Linked DNA regions of Mus musculus: region 2 is linked to region 1. Evidence: chromatin loops called from intact Hi-C (ENCODE). Cell type or tissue: left cerebral cortex. All regions are shown on one strand.

Evidence for each region. Peaks named below come from ENCODE experiments on the same cell type or tissue, not always from the same donor. Only the 100,000 strongest peaks of a DNase experiment are listed, where the experiment ranks them.
Region 2: it touches region 1 in a loop (2.0-fold over the local background); 2 of 42 quality-filtered maps call a loop at or near these places.

Annotation. Positions count from the first base shown.
Region 1 is chr9:43,675,895-43,683,894 of GRCm38, reverse strand. It overlaps the pseudogene Gm5364. Among named protein-coding and RNA genes, the nearest start is that of Gm29961, 35 kb to the right of the region's middle. In left cerebral cortex, no CTCF peak of the experiment used is centred here; DNase peaks (open chromatin) are centred at 1,556, 2,406, 3,920 and 4,390; H3K27ac peaks cover 229 bases.
Region 2 is chr9:43,587,355-43,595,354 of GRCm38, reverse strand. No RefSeq gene overlaps it. Among named protein-coding and RNA genes, the nearest start is that of Gm29909, 17 kb to the left of the region's middle. In left cerebral cortex, no CTCF peak of the experiment used is centred here; DNase peaks (open chromatin) are centred at 1,958, 2,738 and 3,753.

The DNA of each region.
Region 1 (8,000 bases):
GTGCGTTGCATGTCCAAGTTATAGCATTTTAGCTGCATCTGCTCCACCTGGGCCTGTGTTAATGCTGCACAGGCTCCTGGAAGTTGGTGCTCGGGTTTTGCTACACAGCATGAAGCCGATCTGGCCACTGGGATAGGTGGGAACGGTACAGTAGGCGTAGCCCACCACAGGGAAAAGAGGTCTGCAGAAGTGCCTCATCTCCTTGATGAGGTCCAGGTGCAGCCACTGGCACTCACCCTGGCAGCAGAGGATGCCATCTTACTTGAGCACTGTCTTCATGAGCTGGTAATAGGACTCCTTGAAGAGGCTCTCAGCAGGGCCCATGGGGTCTGAGAAGTCGGTGATGATGACGTCGAAGTCATCTTGGTTCTGTTTCATGAACACCCACATGGATAGTCAGCTTTGAGCTGGAGAAGCCAACAGCTATGCCAGGCAGGAACTTCTAAGAGACTTTAATGGCATCCTCATCGATCTCGCACTGGACCACAGACTCCACAGAGGGGTGCTTCACCACTTCCCGTAGGGCGCTCCCATCTTCACCCCCGATGATCAGCACCTTCCACGGGTTGGGGTGGTTGTAGAGCGGCAGGTTGGCGATCATCTCCTGGTAGAAGAACTCGTCCCTCTCAGTACACTGGATGACACCATCCAGAACCAGCACGTTGCTGTAGGTTTTACTCAGGAAGACAAGGATGTCTTGTTACCGCGAGCGCCGGTGGTGCAGCAGCTGCTCCACTTGCAGCGACAGGGCTTGGCCGGGCCACAGGCTGCAGGTCTCTCGGAACCAGCCCTTATGGATGGCAGCAGGGCCGAGCGCGGCTGGGCCATTGGGGACAGGCTCCATGGCTGAGCTCGAGCTCGTAGCAGGCTCTCAGGACTGCAGGCAGCACGGAGCCCCAGCACAATGTGACCAGCTCTGCCTGCCGTCTGCGCCACCGATTTATTTATTATTATGAGTACACTGTAGCTGTCTTCAGACACACCAGAAGAGGGTGTCAGATCTCATTACTGGTGGTTGTGAGTCACCACGTGGTTGCTGGGATTTGAACTCAGGACCTTCAGAAGAGCAGTCAGTGCTCTTAACCACTGAACCATCTCCAGCTTTTTTTTTGGGGGGGGGCGTGTCTCTCTTCTTAAGGCTTCCATAAAACCTTTGAATACCCTTGGACTGAAGGTAAAACACAGATAAACATAAAATAATAGAAAAACAACAACAGAAAAAATAAGGTGGAATGCAATTGAGGAAGGCACTTGATGTGACTCTGGCCTCCACATACATACATACATACATACATACACACAAACATGCAAACATACAACACACACAGTTGTGTAAGGATCAAAAGAAGAAGTAAACAGGCTAGTGTTTCATAAACCACAAGCACTCCACAAGTGGGAAGGTTAAACACACACTCTTCAGAAATTGAAGGTTTCTTAGTGACAGGAGCTGCCATCTTTTGAATACTAACTGTGAGCCAGGATGTTACATCTGTCATCTTATTTAATCCTGGCGAGCTCTGTGGAGATGTAAGTGGTTCTGTCTCCCTGCTTTAGGATTAGGAGACCGGGACCATGCTCAGTCAGAGCCCTGTTTCTCCCACCTGCTTACTTTGTCATCCTTGGAGTCTGGGTTTGGGCTATGGTGACTCATCCCTGAGGAGTCATGGAGAGGATGACAGGCAGGACAAGTCCTGGCCCCTGGTCCCAGTTTTCTCTCTCTCCATCCCCCGCAACTGGAGTCTGGGGCAGCTCAGAGGCACAGAGTCCCCGAGCTTCTGGAGACACGGGTTCATGCATGTAGCCTTGGCTGGCCTCAAATTCACTTCCTGGCTAAAGATAACCTTGAACTTCTGATCCTCCTGCTTCTGCCTCTTGAGTGCTGAGATTGCCATACCCAGCCTACGGGGCACTGGGGTCAGAACCCAGGGTCTTGTGCATGCTAGGCGAGAATTCTACCTCTCCCCACTCATTCCCCAGTCCCTGCCTTCATGCTTCAGAGGGGTTTCTGAGAATCTCCTCCAGTTAAGCTTAGTTCAGGTCTTGGTGTTCCTGCCTCTGGTCCTGTCACTGTGCTGTGGGATACGTCCCATGACCTGGGTCACCCTGCCCTCTGTCTTGAGAAGTGAGGTTGCTTTGCTTTTCACAGTCCTTCAGGATGGCTGCCATGCTCTCTCGGAGCAGATCACTCACACAGTCTCTGAGGTGGGGTGGAGACAGCTGCTGTAGGGGGACTCGGGGACAAGGTAGAGGCAGTGGGGGGGAGCCCTGAATGCCTCTCTGGGTTGAGAACTCCCTGGTGGCTGCTCCAGGCCTGTTAAAAGGGCCCTGAAGCTCTGAGTGTTCATCACCACCCCAGCTCACCGGGGGCTGGAACATTCACTCCCCCACAGTAGGGAAGGTGGAGAAGTTGCTGAACGGCAGTTTCCTTCTTTGCTATGTATCTCTGTAGATGAGTCATTTTCTCTCCTGCCTGCTCTGTTCCCTCCCTTTCTGGATCTGGGTAGGATCACTATTGAGTCTGGCTGCCCAGGTCTCTGTTTAAGCCTTGGGCTTCCCTGGGTCTCAGCCATCCATATCTTTGTGCAGTCTCCTGAAACATCCACCAAGTAGCTCCTCTGTCAGAAACAGTGCCAGGTACTCAGGAGACAGGGGCATGACTCCTGTATACAGCTTGTGGTCAAGTAGGAGAGAAGAATGTTATATGTAAAACCATATAATCCAGGATTCAATCAACACCAAGTGTGTGTCATAAGCAAGAAAGTAGCCTGACCTGTAACCCCAGCTACTAGAGAGGCTGGGGAATGAGTAGCCCTGGCAGAGACAGAGAAGTCTCAGGGCCAACCTGAGTAATTGTGATGTTTGATCTTTATTGTCACTGTGACGGGATTTAGACTCACCTAGGGGACACAACTCTGGGCATGTCTGTGAAAATGTTTCCAGAGAGGTTTAGCTGAGAAAGGAAGAGTCACTCTGAATGTGGGTGTCAGGGGTGAGGGGCCAACACCTTGGCTGAATAAAAGGGGAATAAGGAGAAAGCCAGGTGAGTGTTGGCTTTCTCTTTCCTCCACTTTCTGGTCTTCTAAGATGTGACCATCTGGCACGCACTCCAACTCTTCCACCAGGACTTCCCTGCCACAGTAAACCACGTACCCTCAGACGGAGTCAAAGGAACCTTTCTGCCCTTCACCTGTTTCTTGTCAGGTCTTTGATCACATCAATGAAAGTGAGAAGAACAGCTGACACAGCAACTTAGTGAGATTCTGTCTCGCAGAAGGCCCCGGGTGTCAATGTCTGTTAGTGGGATGGAAAGCCAGGCTCACACGTGTAATCCCAACACCCAGGAGGCTGGGTTAGAAGGACTGACGTGGCTTTGAAGACCAGACTGGGTTACAGAGTGAGTTCTAGGCCCGCCTAGGCTAGAGTGAGGACCTGTCTCAAGAACTGTGCTGGGCAGGGGGGTGGGCTGTGGGTGTGTGGGAGTTGGGGGTCTGCTAGCTCAGTTGATAAAGTGTTTGCTTGCTAGGCAAGCTTGAAGAATTGAGGTCAGACCGTCCCGTCCCCCCCCCCCCCGCCCCCAGGGGAATCAGCTTGGGCTACATTGTAAGACCCTGTCTCAAACAAGAACAAAAACAAAAATAGTAAAAAAAAAAAAAAAAAAAAAAAAAAAGCTATCTATACATTTAACATAAATGCATCTTGTTTTATGTAAATTATATGTTGATAAAACTGATTCTGGGAGAGAGCTCTTTTCAGCCTTAATTTGAGTATAGCCTCTCTCATCCAAATAAAGAGACTTTTAACCATTCACACAAACAAAACACGGCAGAAACGGCTGGCAATTAGATTTGCCTCTTTTAAGAGCCAACCCTCTGGCCCGTGGGTGGAGACAGCACAGGTAGGAGGGGGGAGCCTGAGAAAGCTTGAAGGCAGGGTATGGGGTGTGGGGGTGGAGAGGAGGCCTTGGAGGGGCCTCTGCTCTCAGCTGGAACCTGACCTTTGCCTTCAGCTGGGCATGGTGCTGCCAGAGACTGTTTCCAAGTCAAATCAAGGTACCAGGGAAGGACCAGTGTTCTCAGAGACACACATCCGTGAAGGGGGCATGCTTCTGGGGCTCCTGCATCCTGTGTTGTGTGCCCAGGCACTCAGGTCTCAGGTTTTCACTCCTGCAAACTCACATCCAAGTTCACGTTCTGACTCCCAGGCCCATGCGCACCTCCCGCTGGGCTCCACGGAGCTTCTGCAGCCCGGAGGACTCCAGTTCAATGCCGACTCCTTTGCTCACGCATCAGCCACGAGGAGACTGTCAAGGAGACAAAGCCACAGTAGCAAGGGGGCCTGCCTCTTGGTTGTGGAGACCGGTGGAGAGGAGGAGTGGGAGGCTCTCTGTGCTCTGTTCCGGCACACCCTCAGCACTCCGCCGTGATTCATGAACCGAATTCACTCACACTTCCATTCACACTCCAAAATTAGCTGAGGGCGTGTCGGGCAAGGTAATTCATCCCTTCACCTAGTCATTCATTTGCTCAGCGCCTCTCTTCCTGCACTGTCCCGGGTACCCACCCTTTCTCCAGCCTACCGCCCATATGGGCAGCTCAAGAGACCAAAGTTGCCAGGTTCTTGTGGCAGCATGGGTCCAGCCCTCCATCTCAAACCTGTGCAGAATGGCAGGGGTTGGGACACAGAGTTCAGGCTAGCTCTTTCTATCAGCCACTCTTACGGTTCCGCACCTGGTCCCCAGGAGCCAGGCTTGCTCCCATCCCTCCCGGGAAGCTTCCATAATTGGCTCAATTAATCGGCTCAGTTCGTTAGCATCTTCTGGGTGAGTGCCTCAGCTTCTTTCCCGCCTGGCCCCTGCCAGTGGGCTTTGCCCAAATCTTCTACTGAATGCCAGGTTCAGTGATAGTCACCAAGACAAGAGCAGAGCTAAGAAAAAAAGGGGGCCCTGCCTTGATACACTAACTGCTGGGGGAAGGGAGCCAAGCTGAGAGCAAGAGGTCTTGTCCTCTGTCCTGGAGGAGCAGTTATCTGACACTGCCTGTCCCTCGTACCTGACCCTGACCCTTGCTGCCCTGTACCTTCATCTGGTTCAATCCACCTTCTCAGGAGGCCACCACACGGAGTGGCCAGGCTCTGCTTGTCCCTTCTCTGCTACCCTTTCTGTGTATCTGGAGGCAAGGGACAAGGGACAGGTAGTTTGTCAGTTGTTCCCAGACTGTTGTCACTGTCCGTTGTTTTTGCTGCGTGTCTGTTTGCTTGTTTCATCTTTGGAGACAGGGTTTCAGGTAGCCCAGACCAGCTTCAAACTACTGAGGAATAATCTTTACCTTCCAAGTGCTGGGATCAACGGTGTGTGTCAGTACAACTGGCTTATTTTTAGCTACATTTTATTTTTATAGCATTTATTTAACTGAGGCTCTCAGACAATCCTTTGAGTTCAGTACTGTTTCTCTCTTCATCAAGTAGGGGTCTGGCTGGTGCAAATGAGCCACCACTTGAACATACACATACAGAGCTTAGGCTTGGAGGTGACAAGCTGGACTGTTGTGTATCCTTATCTCCAAGGAGGGCGCTTTGGTTTCTTGTGCATCTCTTAGCAGTCTAAGCCTCTTCATTTCCCCTGCCCACTGGGCTGCTGGTCACTTTCTATCGACCCTTGGTATTTCTAGCCAAGCTCCTATGCCAGAGGCCACCCACTCCTTAGCCACCACACCTCTGCTGTCCAAGGATCTGATATGTGGCAGAGCTTGGCCTGGTTCTTCAGGAGCACGTGGGAGTCCATGGGAAGAGCAAGGCCACCTCCCAGCTAGGACAGTGATGGTGGCAGAGGATGCCTGCTTGTCTAGTGATTCCCTGGAGAAACCCTGAGATGAGGAAAGAGGGGAGGGGATGGAGTTTGGGGGAAGAGTGTGACCTTTGAATTCCACTCTTAATTCATACTCCTCAGCATATGACACATTATGGTAGTAGGATTTGGAAAATAAAATATATCGCAGTGGGCTTGAATAGTCCATCTCCCCAAGTTAAGTCCACACTCAGAACATAGGGGCATATATGTCTATCCTGAGCAGGACACAGAGGCACACATCTTTAATCACAGCACCTACCTAGGAGGCAGAAGCAGGTGGATCTCTGAGAGTTAAAGGCCAGCCTGCTCTACAAAGTGAATTCCAGACTGTCCAGGGCTACATTGTGATAATCTATCTTGAAACAAACAAACACACACACAAACAAACAAACAAGAGCATATCTTGATTTGTAATTGGGGGTCTTTGCATGGCAGGGAAGATGGATCAGTGGGGTAAAGGCACTTACCACCAACCCTGACGACAAGAGTTCAAATCCCAGGACAACACATGGTGGAAAGAGAGAACCGAGGCTCCTGTAGGTTGTCCTCTGACTTCCATACACACACACACACACACACACACACACACACACACACACTTCACGCTCTTTTTTTCCATTTTTTATTAGGTATTTAGCTCATTTACATTTCCAATGCTATACCAAAAGTCCCCCATACCCACCCACCCCCACTCCCCTACCCACCCACTCCCCCTTTTTGGCCCTGGCGTTCCCCTGTACTGGGGCATATAAAGTTTGCGTGTCCAATGGGCCTCTCTTTCCAGTGATGGCCGACTAGGCCATCTTTTGATACCGCTCTTTTTTTAATAAAAAAAAAAAAAGCTGGATGTGTGATAGACTCCGTTAAGGCCAGCACTTGGGAGAAGGAGACAATGTCAAGCAAATCTCTGTGAATTCAAGGTCAGCCAGGGCTAGTCTCAAAAAAAAAAAAAAAAAAAGAAAGAAGAAGAAGAAGAAGGAGAAGGAGAAGGAGAAGGAGAAGGAGAAGGAGAAGGAGAAGGAGAAGGAGAAGGAGAAGGAGAAGGAGAAGGAGAAGAAGAAGAAGAAGAAGAAGAAGAAGAAGAAGAAGAAGAAGAAGAAGAAGAAGAAGAAGAAGAAGAAGAAAGTCTTTGTAGGCATGTTTAACCCAGGGAAGACATCCTGGATTCCCAGGGAAGAATCTCAGTTCAATTACAAGTGTCTTGAGAGGGGCACACAGAAGACCGGGGAAGGCCTGGCAGTGCTGGGCTGGAACTCTAGGCTGTACAGACCCGGGAGTGTCTGGAATTCCTGGAAGGAGGGCTTAGAGGGAGGATTCTCCAGTGGGCTTGGAGATAGACGGTCAACCCTTCTGACACCTGGGTTTGGGATTTCTGGCTCAAGAACTTTACAGAATGAAATTTCGTTACTGCTAACTAGTTTGTGGCCATTGCTTTGGCCAGAGGAAAAACACAGTCACCTTCATTAAAACAGAGTACCGTTCTAAACCGCAGCTCAAAAGACACCTGTGCCATCCAGACTGAGACCAGGGGCAGCCTGGTCTTGGCAGGTAGAGAGAGGCGGGGGACCCCAGGCAGTGCGTGTCCTGCCTCCTGCCAGGCTTTTAGTCTGTGCAAGTTGGTGGCTGCCAGCATGGCTCTGTCCTGATGTTCTCAGCAGCCCCTTCCAGAGCAGGCTGGGGGCTTTTTTCCTTTCCATATAGCAGGGAGACACTGAGAACATCTTCAAGGAAGTTGGGAGGCCTGCTTGGGAGTACCAACACAGTTGGGCCTGGCTTCCTGGGCCAGATGCCTCCCTAAGGCTGACTTGGTCTCTTTGGCACCAATTCTTGCTGGAGCAGTCCGAAATGAGTCATGGTTGGGGGAGGGGAAGCCCAGAACCTTTCTGGGGTGGTGACATGTGGCTCGCTTCTGAGACTTTGCTGTGGGCTGAGCATCTGTGCCCCACCACCATTAACATTAACATCCTAACCAGAAGAGTGAGGTACTTGTCAGCAAGACTTGGGGAGGTGATGGGGTCACAAAGGGGGAACCTTGCACAGACTCATGTCCTGAAGGACCCTAAAGAACCCCCCTCTCACCTGTCCCATGAGGATTCCCTGGAGAGGGAGCTATCTGTGTCTCGAGGAGCACCAAGCTCTCAGGCCCCTCATCCTC
Region 2 (8,000 bases), 89 kb after region 1:
TGTGTTTGTCTGTGTCTGTGTGAGTCTGTGCCTGTGTATGAGTGCATGTGTGTGTGCTTCTGTGTGTATGTGTGTGTCTGAGTCTATGTGTGTCACGGAGGCCTGTGCTTGCTGGGTCTGTCCCCTGCAGCCTGGAGAAGCTAGGCAGACTGTTGTTAGTGATGCTGAGCTACAGAGTAGCCCATGCATCATTCTGGATCCAGGTCCTTCAGTCGCTATCACCCACCTGTTGCTCTTGACTCAGCACCCTGTGTTGGGCACAAGAGAGTAGGATCTGGCAATGGGGCCTGTGTCAGCTGGGCCCAAAGGCCGCCTAGCTTCACCTTTGTGATGTGAGCCCCATGTGTGTGCTATTGCTGACCTTTTGAAGTCCAGTCCAATAGGGAAAGCAAAAAATTGACAAATACACAGATAACTAAAGCTGTGACCAGGAATGAAGTGTGACAGAGGGGAGGGAGAGGGGGAGAGGGAGGGAGGGGCAGAGGTTGTGTGTGAGCTGCAGAGCTGGGCATGGTGCGGGGGGTGGGGGAGGACTTCTGGAGTATTGAGGGAGAAGAGCAGTGAGCTCCTCTTTCATTTCTCTCTTGTGTGTATATGTGTACAAGCATACATGCATGAAAGGTGCACTTGCTTGTGCATGTGTGTGCATATGTGTGCCTATGTGTGCATTTGTGTGCATATAAACTCCAGGTCCCAACCTGTGCCAGTCATCAGTGTGGTCCAGAATCCAGACTCTAAGAACTAGACCCTCTTCTTCAAACCCTGGCAGACTTCCTGCAGTATGGCCTACATGCATCCTTTGACCCCAGTTCCATGCCTCAGGTTCCCTCTTCACAAGATATTAGTTATAGTGCTCACGTGACAGGGTTACCGAGATTCGGGGAAAGCATCGTCTATGTATAGGTGAAGAACAGGTTCAGTAAATGCTAATCAGGGCTGCCTCATGGATACCACGTGGTCCGTCAGAATGCGCCTCAGTCATGCTCAGATGAGAATCCTCTTTACAGAAAGCTGGCTTGAGGTGCCCACTCCTACCCCTTGCCAGGCTCCACCTTCGTCTTTGCCAGGAGTGAACCAGCCATTTACATACCCTAGGCAGCAGAGAGGACAACAGAAACTCTTAATGTTCCAATATGTGACATGGACTGGAGGTTTATTCCCTACCTTCCCATCCTGCCCTGAGTTGGTATAGGTGGCAGCCTGTGACAGATGGCAGTGGTTTGAGTGACGACTTCAATTTTAACTCTTTTCGATAATGCCGTTCTGGAAAGCCACATACTTTAAAACTGTCCCTGGATCATAGATCAGTCGGAAGAGGCCCAGTCCAGCTAGCTCAGTTAATAAGCTCTGGAAACATCATCTATCACAGGGACCCCTCCTTAGGGCTCCCAGTGTCGACTCCTGGCAGAGATGAATGGATGGGCCACAACTCTGGGCAGAGCCTTTCAGGCTGTTTGCACCACGCCTCCTTGCGCCTGAACTTGGACCTTGCCAAGCCGAACACTCCTAGGGTGGAGGAGGAGGCAGGTGGGTGGGCTGGAGCCATGAGGTAAGTGTCACTTTGAGGGAGGAGATTGGTGTCTCTCTTGGGCATGCCTAAATGACTACTCCTTTCCAACTTCTCGGGACCATTGAGGTAGACTCTGCTTCAGGAGCCCTGGAGGGATATGCTTGATCCAGCTGGCACTGATGCAAGCTGAGTCCCATGGAGAACACAGTGATGCCGGCTCCTGTGATTCCTGCTGGGTAGGAGCTGCCAACCGCTGAAAGCCAAGCTTTGGAGTAGTCTGTCCCATAGACTCCTCCCCTGGAAGCCGTCTGGTCAGCAGTGATGTCCCCTTTGATGGAAAGACATATCCTAAGGCTTGTGGGTTTATTCTTCCTGCCATCTCCCATACCCATCCCTGCTGCCAGCCACTCGAGAACCCCACCCACACACCCAGCCTCCCAGACTGTCACTCACTGTCCTGCCTACGCATCCTGCCAGAGGCCTGTTTGCAGCACAGACACCGCCCTGATTACATCCTTTTGGGCACAAATCCATTTCCAAGTGGTTCCCTGTGACACAGGGAATGAAGCCCAAGATTCCAGGCCTGGTGTTCAAACCCAGATGACCTGGCAGGGTATTGACTCTCCAGCCTAGTTCAGGTTGTCTGGGTCTTCTCCCTGCTCTCCGCCATCCATGTGTTTCAGCTTTTGCTCACAATACCATGAACCTCTCCTCTCTTCTCCATCTATTCAAAACAGTCTCCTCTCTGTGGGTCCCAGTTGAACTATTCTCTCCTCCATGAATCCCTCGTTGACCACTCCAATACAGTCCCTATTTCTAGGGCTCTGGTCACATGCACTGTAGCTGAACTATCCCCAGATACTTGCAACTCGGCTTGCATGTTGTTAGTATTGTGTTGCCAGGTTCACGCAGGACCTAGGAGGTTTCTTCTTCCCGCCTTCCTCTTCTGATGTATGGTTTGCATGGTATTTCCTACTCTGGACCCATTTTCACATGTCCAGGTGTGTCTCAGGCACTGAAGCTACTCCCCTGGGACCTATTGACTCTTGGGAAGGTAACAGAATTAAATAAGATCCAGGGGGAAAGGACCACACTGTCCTTGCGTTCTCAGATCTTTACACCAAGTCTGGCACAGACTGGACAAAAGATACCGGCTGAATGGGGTTGCTTTCAACTTCATCTTTTCCTCTTCAATGTCATATGCTGCTTTCTGTCTTGTGTTATAAATGATACTCTCCGCACACACTCACCCTGCAGCCTGCTCAGAATGTTGTTTCCCAGCAACATCTCACAGGATACCTGCTGTAAATGCCAAACACTCGGATGATCGGAGATGAAGTCTTCAGCCATTTTTGGAGTCTGTCAACCAAGGGGAGCCCACAGGAGGACTACAAGGTGGGACACACCTCCTGGGCAGGGTTCAGCAGCCCCTCAAGACACATATACCACAAGCTTTCTGTGTGTTCTTGCACCGATGGGTGTGTGGTAGCATCTACAACCTGGGTCTTGGGAATGATGCTGAGATGGACTATATTTCAGCCTTAATGAGAGAAGGAAGTCCTGTCCTATGTGACGACATGGATGAACTTTGAGAACACTGTGCTAATCAAAAGAAACCAGTCACTGAAGGATAAGCACAGTGTAGTCCCACTTAGTGAGCCGTCTATCGTAGTCAAACTCACAGGAATAAGAAAAGGACAGAATGGTGGGCTCTCGGGGCACAGGGAGGAGGGAATGAGAAGCTGCTGTTCAGTGGATTTAAAAAGATTTTGTCAGACAAGGTTCAAGTTCTAGAGACCCACTTATACAGCATTATGCTTCATTACACATTGGCAGTGCACTGTGTACTAAAATAATGTTAGGTAGGGGTTTCTGTCACAATAAAAACATTGTAGTATGTAAAACACCTGTCTGTTTTTAAAAATCCAGACCCTCAGCCCCACCCTACCTTGTACCTTCCTTGCCCCTGGACCATCTGCAGGCTGGCAGCCCTGTGTTCTGTTAAGAGCCCTGAGCTGCAGCTCTCTTGTCTCTGCACCTGTGCAATGTTTGCAAAATTACTATACCCCTTCCCCTGAGTTTCCTTATCTTTGAAATGGAGTACATGGAGCTAGCAGCCCTGGCTGCATCACAGAGCTTCTGTAAGATTCTGATGAGCTCACTCTTGAAGAAAGTGCTTCATAAACACAGGTTGTCATTATGATTCTGGTGGAGTTTCTGGCCAGATGGAGACTGGGGTCAGAAGCAGTAGAACCTCTCTCATTCACTTGGTTTAAATTAGTAGCAATTGAGATAGTTCTACAAAGTGACTGGGAATGTGGGCTGCCTGGGGGGCTGTATTTAGGAGTGGATTCAGCTGAAGTACTCAAAATAGCAGTGGTTTCTATAGATGGGAGTTTACATTGCTCTCATAAGAACATCTGGAAGCAGCAGGGAATGTTGAGGAGAGAAGTGGTGGCCCACACACTCCTTAGGGATCCATAGTTCTGCCAATCGACTCTTCTGGACTCTCCATGCTGCCCCTCTGTCCTCAGTGTTCAAGATGTCTGCCGTCTTTAGGAAACATCGTTTGGCCACTTTTGCCTCTAAGACAGGAAGCTAGTAATATTACTGATTCATTTCTGAAATCTCTGACCTGAAATTTGGGGTATCCTTGTTCCACATGGCTTTTGGGAAAAAAGGGGCAAGTAAGAAAGGACCAAGCTTACACCAACCAGGAAGCCTGTTACACATATCTGTTTGCATGCCATTGGTCAGAACTTGGTTCCACAGGCACCCTAGCTGCAAGGGATGCAGGTAGGTTAGGTGCTCATACATGATTATGACAGTTCTATTGCTTTGGAAAGAGAGGAAAATAAACACTAAGAGGAAAACCAGCAACTGCCATGGAAGTGAAAAGAGCTGGGGAAGGAGGGGAGGTTGGCTAAGAGCCCCATGTCTCTTTGTTGGATCTCCAAGTCCTTCATTACTGTATTTCTTTGAGCCAAAGACTTGCAGAGAAGGTGACAGTTGAGATGCATAGCACTTGGAACTTCTCATCAGCCCCTCCATTCCCACAGGCTAATCAGCCACCTGGATGCTCCACATTTGAGAATGGAGACTTCAGAAATGAGCAACTGTACTAGTTTCTTACTTCAGAGGCAAAAGAAACCATGTTGTTTCCTACTAAAATGGAAAACAGTTACAGATGATAAATATTGCCTGTATGCTTAACTTTAGCTGTCTGTCTGTCTGTTGGGACACAGACTGGCTCATGAGGTCACCTTCACTGACTTAGGAGACATGTGTCAAATACCTGAAACTAATTGTGCCAGCCACTTTCCCTGTACCGTAATCTGTGTTTTATAAAAGAGAAACAGAGGCCCAGAGACACTAAAACTCCCTTGCCTAGTTCATACATCTGGTTGGCAACTGTGCCAGCTGCAAACTTGGTATTCTTCCTTCATAGCTCCTATTCTTATGTCTGCACTGGCTGCTCCTTTTGTGCCTGAGTGTCTCTCCTTAAGCATGGCTGCCTTTACTCCCTCACAACCCTCCCTCCTCCGTGTCTCTCTCAGGCTCCAGATACAAGTTTTCTGGACTGGAAGGTCCTTTCTAGAGCTCTGCATTCGTCAACATTCTTCTTAAATTTCCTCCAGAAAGGCTCCCTTCCTTCACTGACCTACTTGGACTGGCCAGTGTCAGACTTTCCTCTGTCTCCTTCAACACTGTTTCTTAGTCCAGCTGCTAGTAGTTGGATCCAGCTGTCTTCCTAGACAATTGAATATGTACCAGTTGTATGATTGTATGAAATGCCAACGTTGTGCTGATTTCTCAAAATCCTACTTCCAGCTTGTGGCTGAGACCTAGGCCTATTTATCCAGTTGCTTTTAGGCTGCCTCCTCCCAGATACCCAATGTCATTACATTCTTGGCCTTTTCTCCTCTGCTTTGCAACAGGGTCTCACTTAGCCCAAGCTGACCTTGACATGTTCTCTTGCCTCTGTTTCTCAAGTACAGGAACTTGGCATTCCTGAACTTTCTCACCTCCAAACCTACTTGACCCTGCCTCCTGTTTCTAGGTCAGAAAATTTCCTAGCTCCTTGGGTTTTGAGCCAGAGCCTCAACTCACCAGCCCCAAGTGCATCTACCTCTGGGCAGTGGTTCTCAAGCAACCCTTTCACAGGGGTCACCTAAAACCATTCTGCATATCAGAGATTTACATTTCGATTCCTAACAGTAGCAAAATTACCGCTATAAAGTAATAACAAAATAATTTTATGGTTGGGGTCCATCACAATGTGAGGAACTGTATTAAAGAGACACAGCTTTAGGGAGGTTGAGAACCATTGGCTGATCAAGAGTTTGATTGGCATTCATGGGAGGTCAGCCAGGGAGCAGGCCTGGACCACAAAGTTTGATTATGACCCATTAGGTGTGAGAAGAAGCCCGCCAGAGTGTGCCTGGAGATTCAGTAAGCAGTGTAGGAAGGAGTGTAGGGAGGGCCTAGGTCTGGACACGGTAGCCTTGCTAAAAGCCACCCAGTGCCCTTTTACCCCAGCTCACTCTATCCTGAAGGAGTAGAAGTTAGGATGGTGGCTTAGAAGAAAGGACTATTTTAATCTAGGCTAGGGAAATTGGAGAAATCTGGCTTGAGTAAAACCTAGAATCTAGATAAGTGGATATTAGTCCAGAAACTTAGAATACCCAAGATATAAGATACAATTTGCAAAACACAGGAAACTCAAGAAGAACGAAGACCAAAGTGTGGACACTTTGCCCCTTCTTAGAACTGGGAACAAAACACCCATGGAAAGAGCTACAGAGACAAAGTTTGGAGCTGAGACGAAAGGATGAACCATCTACAAACTGCCATATCTGGGGATCCATCCCATAATCAGCTTCCAAACGCTGACACCATTGCATATACTAGCAAGATTTTGCTGAAAGGACCCAGATATAGCTGTCTCTTGTGAGGCTATGCTGGGGCCTAGCAAACACAGAAGTGGATGCTCACAGTCAGCTACTGGATCACAGGGCCCCCAAAGGAGGAGCTAGAGAAAGTAACCAAGGAGCTGAAGGCATCTGCAACCCTATAGGTGCAACAACATTATGAACTAACCAGTACCCCGGAGCTCGTGTCTCTAGCTGCTTATGTATCAAAAGATGGCCTAGTCGGCCATCAGTGGAAAGAGAGGCCCATTGGTCATGCAAATTTTATATGCCCCAGTACAGGGGAACACCAGGACCAAGAAGTGGGAGTGGGTAGGTGGGGGAGTGGGAGCATGTGGGGGACTTTTGGGATAGCATTGGAAATGTAAATGAAAACGAAATAAATACCTAATTAAAACAACAACAACAACAAAACAAACAAACAAACAAACAAAAACCAAAAAACCTGGAATCTAGTGGGAAGCAAAAGCCAAAACCAAGGGATAGGGTCAAAGGTGCCCAAAGCAAGTGTGACAGCTGCATCTGGAACACTCCTGTGGGCCTTGACAGATTTTAGCCCAGGTCCTGGCTCTGCAACACTCTCTATTGCTTCTCTATAATGTAGGTCTCCACCACAGGTTCTGCCCACTATCAACTCCACCATGCCTCTCCTGCCATGCTGGACTGAGACCCTCTGAAACTGTGGACCAAAGTAAATCTTTGCTCCCATGTGGGGAGCCAAGGAAGCCCTGAATGAATGGGGTAAGGGGCCGCCGGTGAGGTCCAGAGTGAATGTGTATTATTGACAAGGACCAATACCTCAGACCCATGAGAACTGGCAAAGTGGCCCTCAGCCACATGTGCAGATACTGGCAGAGCAAGCAAAAACTAGCAACTGCAGTGCCCTCCCAGATAACTGCTGCCCGAGACTGCTTCCCTCAGAGACCTCCTACCAAGGCCTAGCAAACTCCTCCGTTGTGTGCCTTACATAACAAACTGGCTAGTCTGAACACAGACCACGCAACATTACCTTCTCTGTACCCATGTCTGTGTGCCTGATCTTTATTTCCTGGCCACCACTGTCAGGTTTCCAGGAGTAAGCCTTGCCAGTCACAGCTCTCCCAATTGTTTCCGTCTGGCATTTTATCACAACAATGGAGGAATAACCAACACTATAGTCGTCTCTGTTTGTCCACAGCTCCCAGCTTTGTTTGCCTTCCTCCAGAAGCCTTGCCAGCTTCTCTGAGTAGGTTAAGTCTCCTCTGTCACAGCCACCAGGTGCGCAGCTCACCCTTCTAGTGCTTATAATTTACATTTCACATTTGGAAGCTGCGATTTATACAATTGGACTACTAGATGAACGCTTGTCACCTTGTTTAGACTAAAACAGCTACACAAGGGGCAGGGGCCACTTCTGCCTTTTCTTAGCTGTAGGGAAGGAATGAAGGGATTAACGAGTGTTAGGAATCCCAGGGGTAAGGGGAGAGGTTGAGGCACAGAGAGGTTGATGGGAAGAACGAGTGCCTGGGACTTTTGTTCAGCAATGGGTTCTTGTATGTACACATATGTGCATATGTATC